2 separate regions of the Homo sapiens genome follow, and region 1 is linked to region 2. The links are chromatin contacts, found by Hi-C in ENCODE. All regions are on one chromosome and are shown on one strand. The core of a region is the stretch at or near the end of the contact, and the rest is flanking DNA. Distances in the headings are between cores, read along the strand shown. Region 1 has its middle 180 kb from the start of DMAC1. Region 2 overlaps KDM4C (lysine demethylase 4C).

Evidence for each region. Hi-C counts contacts between places; a loop is a spot of excess contacts on that map. Pooled maps may share reads with other maps.
Region 1: a loop to region 2 is called in a map with no recorded cell type, with 3 times the contacts of the local background. The contact joins two enhancer-like sites. A Hi-C loop is called at or near these places in 2 of 37 single-sample maps with no recorded cell type and 11 of 50 pooled maps.

The regions. Positions count from the first base shown.
Region 1 is chr9:7,974,992-7,977,962 of GRCh38, forward strand. No RefSeq gene overlaps it. Among named protein-coding and RNA genes, the nearest start is that of DMAC1, 180 kb to the left of the region's middle. RefSeq lists an enhancer at 1,760-1,869. Within about 2 kb of position 1,525, at least 8 of the 41 ENCODE cell types and tissues checked have a DNase peak (open chromatin) inside an H3K27ac peak, as active enhancers do.
Region 2 is chr9:6,901,178-6,904,109 of GRCh38, forward strand. All of the region lies in intron 8 of KDM4C (lysine demethylase 4C), which reads left to right. Among named protein-coding and RNA genes, the nearest start is that of KDM4C, 140 kb to the left of the region's middle. Within about 2 kb of position 1,439, at least 2 of the 41 ENCODE cell types and tissues checked have a DNase peak (open chromatin) inside an H3K27ac peak, as active enhancers do.

The DNA.
Region 1 (2,971 bases), core at 275-2,774, 1.1 Mb after region 2:
CCATTTTCAGACACCTCAGAATCTCTTCTCCCATCTCCGCTGTAAACTCAAGTTTCTTAAACCTTTCCAGAGCAAGTCCAGTCCAATCCAATCACATTGTTCCGTTGGGAATATCTTTGCTAATGGCAGCAGTGGGTGGAGAGAGGTCCTTGCCGTTATTTTGTCAATGTGTCTTGATCCTGTCTTTTCCAATTAATGATAAGTTCCTTGATGACAGGACCCATCTCTTTTTCCTCCTTCACTTCCCACAGTGGCCATAGAATAAATATAGACAGTATAGCCTATTAGGGAAAAGTGATTTACACAGAAATGAAGCATTCTTACTTTTTATTTCCAGTTGCCCAAAGACTTAGCAAAGTTGATCCTGCTACCTAATGAGGCATCTCTCATTCCCACAGTCTCTGCCTAGCTCCCCGCATATTAGAAAAATGTGACAATTTACAACTTTGTTGGGGAGCTAGGAACATTCGTTCCTGGAGCAGGTTAAACTGTTAGCAGGGTGGAAACTATTTCTTCAAACTAGATGTAATCTGCAATTCTAGTAAAGCACTTAGCAACAATTCCAGTTGATCCTCACTTGTGAGTTTATATGCGTAATACCCACAAGGGCCGTACCCATGTTTGTTTTGTTTATTTTTGTATCAAAAACCTTAGCCTAGAAACTAGTGCAAAGGAGTCGAAGACCCTGTCCATTCATATATTCAGCAAATACATTGAGCACCCACACACCCACAAAGTGTGTGTCTTTTGTTCACTGCTGTCTTCCCCATACCTAGGGAAGGTAGGGACTGCCTTCTTGGTTAACTTCTGGCTCAAAAAAAGTAAGAGCTAAGAATTAGCAATGCTTACTCTGTGCCTGGCACTTTTTAAAGTATATTACATGTATTTTAGATGTTTAATCTTTATAGTATCCTACAAATTAGGGATTATTAATATCCTTATTTTTACAGATGTGAAAATTCAGACACTTTTCTGCATAAATATGTACATAGTACTTATGTGTTGTAATATACACATTACAATATAGCATATATTTGTCATATAACATAACATGTATATGCACATAAATACATACTATAATACACATAGCATATATTATATGTAATACATATCATATATACATATATACATGTACATATGTTCATGTATTGATATAAACATATATTCACACACATACCCATATAACACTGATAAAAATGAAGTTGCTCTAGTGTAAGCGTGATGGCAAGAAGGGCTGAAATCTGCTGGCCTTTCGTCTTGTCGTCACCCATCCCCTCCATATCCTCTAAGGCACTTTCTCAGAGCCCAGTTTGAAACCACTCATCTAGCCCTTGTCTCTCATTTTACATTTGAAGAAAGTGAGGCTCAGAGAGGGAAAGTGACTTATTTAAGGTCTCACAGCTTCATTAGCTGTGGGCTAAAGGCTGAGCCAAGACTAGAATGCCCCAATTTTCAGATAAAAAAAGCTGAAGCTCAGGGATATTGTCATTTACCCATGAGCTCACAGGCAGGAAGTGGTGAAACTATCATTAAACTACGGTTGGCCTTGTTCTTTTGTGGTTTCATTTCACTAAGCCTCTGACACCCTGACCTCAACTTCCTTCTGTAGATATGTCACCTGGCCTCCTTCAGTCTAAGACACTACACACTGGCCACACACTTTGTCATCCTCATAGACTGACAACCTGCTCTCACATACCCTGCTTTCTTACTGTGTAGGCTCTCTTTTCTTGCTCAGAATGTCCTTCCCCACTTCTTCATGTGCCAACTCCTAGTCATCCTACAAGAACCACATTCACTTTAAGTTTCTTTTGAAGCCTTTTCAGTGTCCCATACCCTGATCCCATTACCTCTTCTATGTATGCAGGGCTTGCTTCATGCTTGTGTAACCCAAGGGCCCTGCATTTGATTTAACACATTTTAAAATTCTTAACAATTTATGAAAAAGGAAACCCATATGTTCATTCTGCCCTGGACCCTGCAAATTATGCAGCCAATCCTGTGTGTGTTTTTTCATGTTGCGTAGACTCTATTACAGTCAGTAACATATTGAGAAAGAGTGTGTGTCTCCTCTGATAGTCTATGAGCTCCTTGAAGCAAGAGGCTTGTCTTAGTCATTGCTGTATCCTCACACCAGACTCTACGGGATGCTCAGGATTCACCTGTTGATCTGTGAGGAAGCCCAAGGCTCAGTTAATGCCCCCCACCCTCCTTCCATAACAGTCTCCTGATTAGGAAACAGTGCTTGACCTCTAGACAATCTGAGTATCCACTCCAGGAAGTGGAACATTGCCTTCCCAATGTTGAAACTGTTAGCACTCAATCATGTTTCAGGAACATATAGAAGGTATGTGCCTATTCTGCTTCAATTGCTTTCCAAAATAAGTATACGAAAGTGGATAGAAAATATTTTAGTTTGATGAAGTAAGAATGTTATGAGGCAAAAGGAACTGACTTATCCCACTGGGTGGGGATTAGGTCTGGAATAAGATTGCACCATGACTAAAATGACTTCTTTAGCCAATGACATTCCTGAAGATTGGATCAGAGTAAAGTTAAACTAACCTACTCAAGGAAGACTTTCCTAAATCAGCCCCTTTGCTGTATAATTTAGTATGGAGAGCTGATTGTGGGTTTTTCTTGTTTCATTGTTTAATACATAGAGGTTTCACATTTCATTTTGAAACAGAAAGAGGGACTGGAAGAGATAAGTTAGTATGAGTGAGGAAAAGATTAGAAGGTAGAGATAGGATCGCAATGCTGTTATCACCTTTGCTTTATTGATAATCTCAGGAAGGACTAGACTGCTAAGAAAGAGGAGCCCAGATTGGAATAAAAGAGACGATGCCAGGATCAGCCTGTGAGAGGATGTCTCACTTAGTACACCTCAAGGATCATGTCAGCTGAGCATCTATACCCCGCGTGATGAATATTGCATACAGACTCTGCCTTCAAGTCATCCCCCATTCGA
Region 2 (2,932 bases), core at 189-2,688:
AGGCTGGCCAACCCCTGGAGGGAAGGAGGGACTGGTGGGAGAGTCAGCAGGGCCCTGGGCACCCCCCAGAGTTTGCCATAGTCAGATGCCCTGGCTTCCCACAGCTTCTCATCCATGCAGGCTTTCCTGCACTTCCACCCCTGCAGGTTCTGCTGAGGTGACACACAGTGGTTTATCTCAAAAGGGCTCTTACCTCACATAAGGGATTGTCAGATATGTGCTCCTAGGGTTGGTGTAGCAGCTCAGCAACCTCATGAGGTCTCATGCAGTTCCTGTCCTTCAGATTCACTGTCTCTGGGCAGGCTTGTCTTGATAGCTGTGCTTACTTCAGACATCTTGCTGCCAAGGGCAGGAAGCGAGACAGTGTGAGAACTAGGCTCATCTACCCCCATTTGCGAGGAAAATCTTTCCTTGAAACACACTTGAAAACATCCTTTTATGTCCTGTGGCCAACTGTTAGAAAGGCTGGAAAGGTAACTGGCGAGTAACTGGTGTTTTTAGGGAAAGGGGCTCTGCCTGTGGAGAAGAAAGAAAAAGATGGAAGAAAGAAGGAAAAAGATTCATTGACAGAATCTGCCACAATATGTGCTTCTGATACCTCATTTCGTGACACATATTTACTTTTAGCACCTATTATTTGGTGGGCCCTGTGCTGTGGCTAAAAAACTAAGTAAGACATGTAGTTTCTGTATAGTGGCGCTTACAGACTTCAGTCTATGTTCTCAGCTCTGTGGAACATTATAAGTATGGACCCCTGGCCCCACCAAAATCAGTAGGATTAGAATATCTGAGGATAAGGGACAAACATTTGCATTTCTGAAATCTTCCTGTGACTCTGGTGGATGCTGTGGGTTGAGAGCCATGGGTTTTTAGGGAGTTAAATTAGGCCTTTGTTGTTTGGGTTGGGGTTCTTCTGCATCTTCTATTTTTTTCCACCAGTATGAATTTTGAGTTCCAAAACATTAACTTAATATCTATTTATAAATTGGAGATGTGTAATGTTTTGTACATATATCATTTACAGTCTCTTTTCTCCAAGAATTAATAGGTGTTGTGAACACATATAGAATTGTGCCCACATATTTCATGATCAAGTAAACATGCCCAGTAGTACTTTTAAGGGGAGGAAGGGAGAGTGTTGGAAAAGAAATAGAGTAGATGTTAAAGATAGGAATGCACTGTATATACCTCTTTCTGAAGAGCTTAGTAAATGTCCTGATGGCTGTCAGGAGTGCACGTAAAAAACCCAACATAATCACCTGGGACTGTGTTGGAATTGTCGTTCTGTGTGGAATAGTTGTGTGACCTGGGGCAAATGACATGTTTCTGTGAGGCTTAGTTTTCCTACCTGTAAAGAGGGCGTTCACTTGTGCCTCACAGGTTGTGAGGATGCGGGTGGTGATGGGAGAACTCGCCTGGCACCATGTCCCTCTCCCCAAGTACATATTTAGGAAGTGACTCATTGTGGGTCATTTTTATGTCAGGGAACTCCCTGAATATTAATTTGGGGGAAGACTGGTGGAGTTCAGGCCTGAGGTGCTGAGAAACAGTGTCTGTGGGGACAGTGTTTGCAGGGTAAGTGTCAACAGCAGGCTGGGCAGATGGATATTAGATAGTTTTACTGACTTCTCACTCGCATTCAGGTGTACTTTTTTGCTAAAATGAAGGCAGTATGAAAAGAAGTGCCAATAACTAACAGTGGGTTTTTGTGGACCAGATTGCTGAGAGAAGGAATTTGAAGGAGCTGTTGCTTATATCTTCAGAAACACAGTGTAGCTCTTGTGCCCCTTGTTGAATTTGAAAGGCCGTGTTTTGTAATCCCTTGGAAAAAACACCATCCTGGATGGTAGAGATTACTGCTAAGCTTTGACTGTATTTCCCACATCAGTTTCATATACTTCAGGTTTTTTGATTCGATTAAAAAAACCCAATTAGTTTCTATTAACTGTTTAAAATTTTCGTAAAAGGTATTTTTGTAAGGCCTGATAATCATTTTCATTGATTTTTGGCAGCATATTCCCAGTTCTTAGGAATGCATATTCAGGGTTGTCCTTTGATTTTGAGTGTTAATTTTTTAAAAAGATGACTGTTTTGTTGATTATTGAAATAGCATGAAAACTTGTTTCTTTGAAGGTAAATAAAATTGAAACAGTTTTCAAACTTATATAATGATTTCTTTTCTTTTTTTAAATCATATTAGTAAAGATAATAAGAAAATGCCCAGTCCCCAGGAGAATGTAGTTGGTAGAGTGGGCACTGTGTTCTCTTGGCAGGAATATGATTGGAGTAAGCATCCTGAAGAGAAGGTGGGCAGTGTGCATCAGTCTTGGTAAACATCTTCTTGCGCTTTTACCATTTTCTCACACTCTTAGGAAATGAGCAGAAATGTAGGCAAAAGGTGATTGTTGTAGTGCCAGTTTTATCAGTGAAAATAGAATTGTAACTAAAATGTCCAATGATATAGGAATCATTGAATAACCAATTGTGTCCATACACTGTAATTTTTAAAAATTTTACAGAAAAGCATTGGAAAGGAAATCACTATGGCTAATAATATTACTACCCAAATATCCATTGTTGAAATTTGTAAAAATAAAAATATTTAATGGCACCCTTTCTAGTTTATTAAAGGTAAAAAACTGTTAACAGTTCATTGTATATCTCTTAAAATATCAGCATATATCTGTATCTTTTCGAAAATCTACACAATGTTATTCAAGATCCTATAGATTATTTTGCCATGTCTTTAATATATCATTCTGTTCAATATATCTTTCATTAGCCGGGCGCGGTGGCTCACGTCTGTAATCCCAGCACTTTGAGAGGCTGAGGTGGGCAGATCACTTGAGATCAGGAGTTCAGGACCAGCCTGGCTGACATGGAGAAACCTCATGTCTGCGAAAAATACAAAAATTAGCTGGCATGGTGGTGG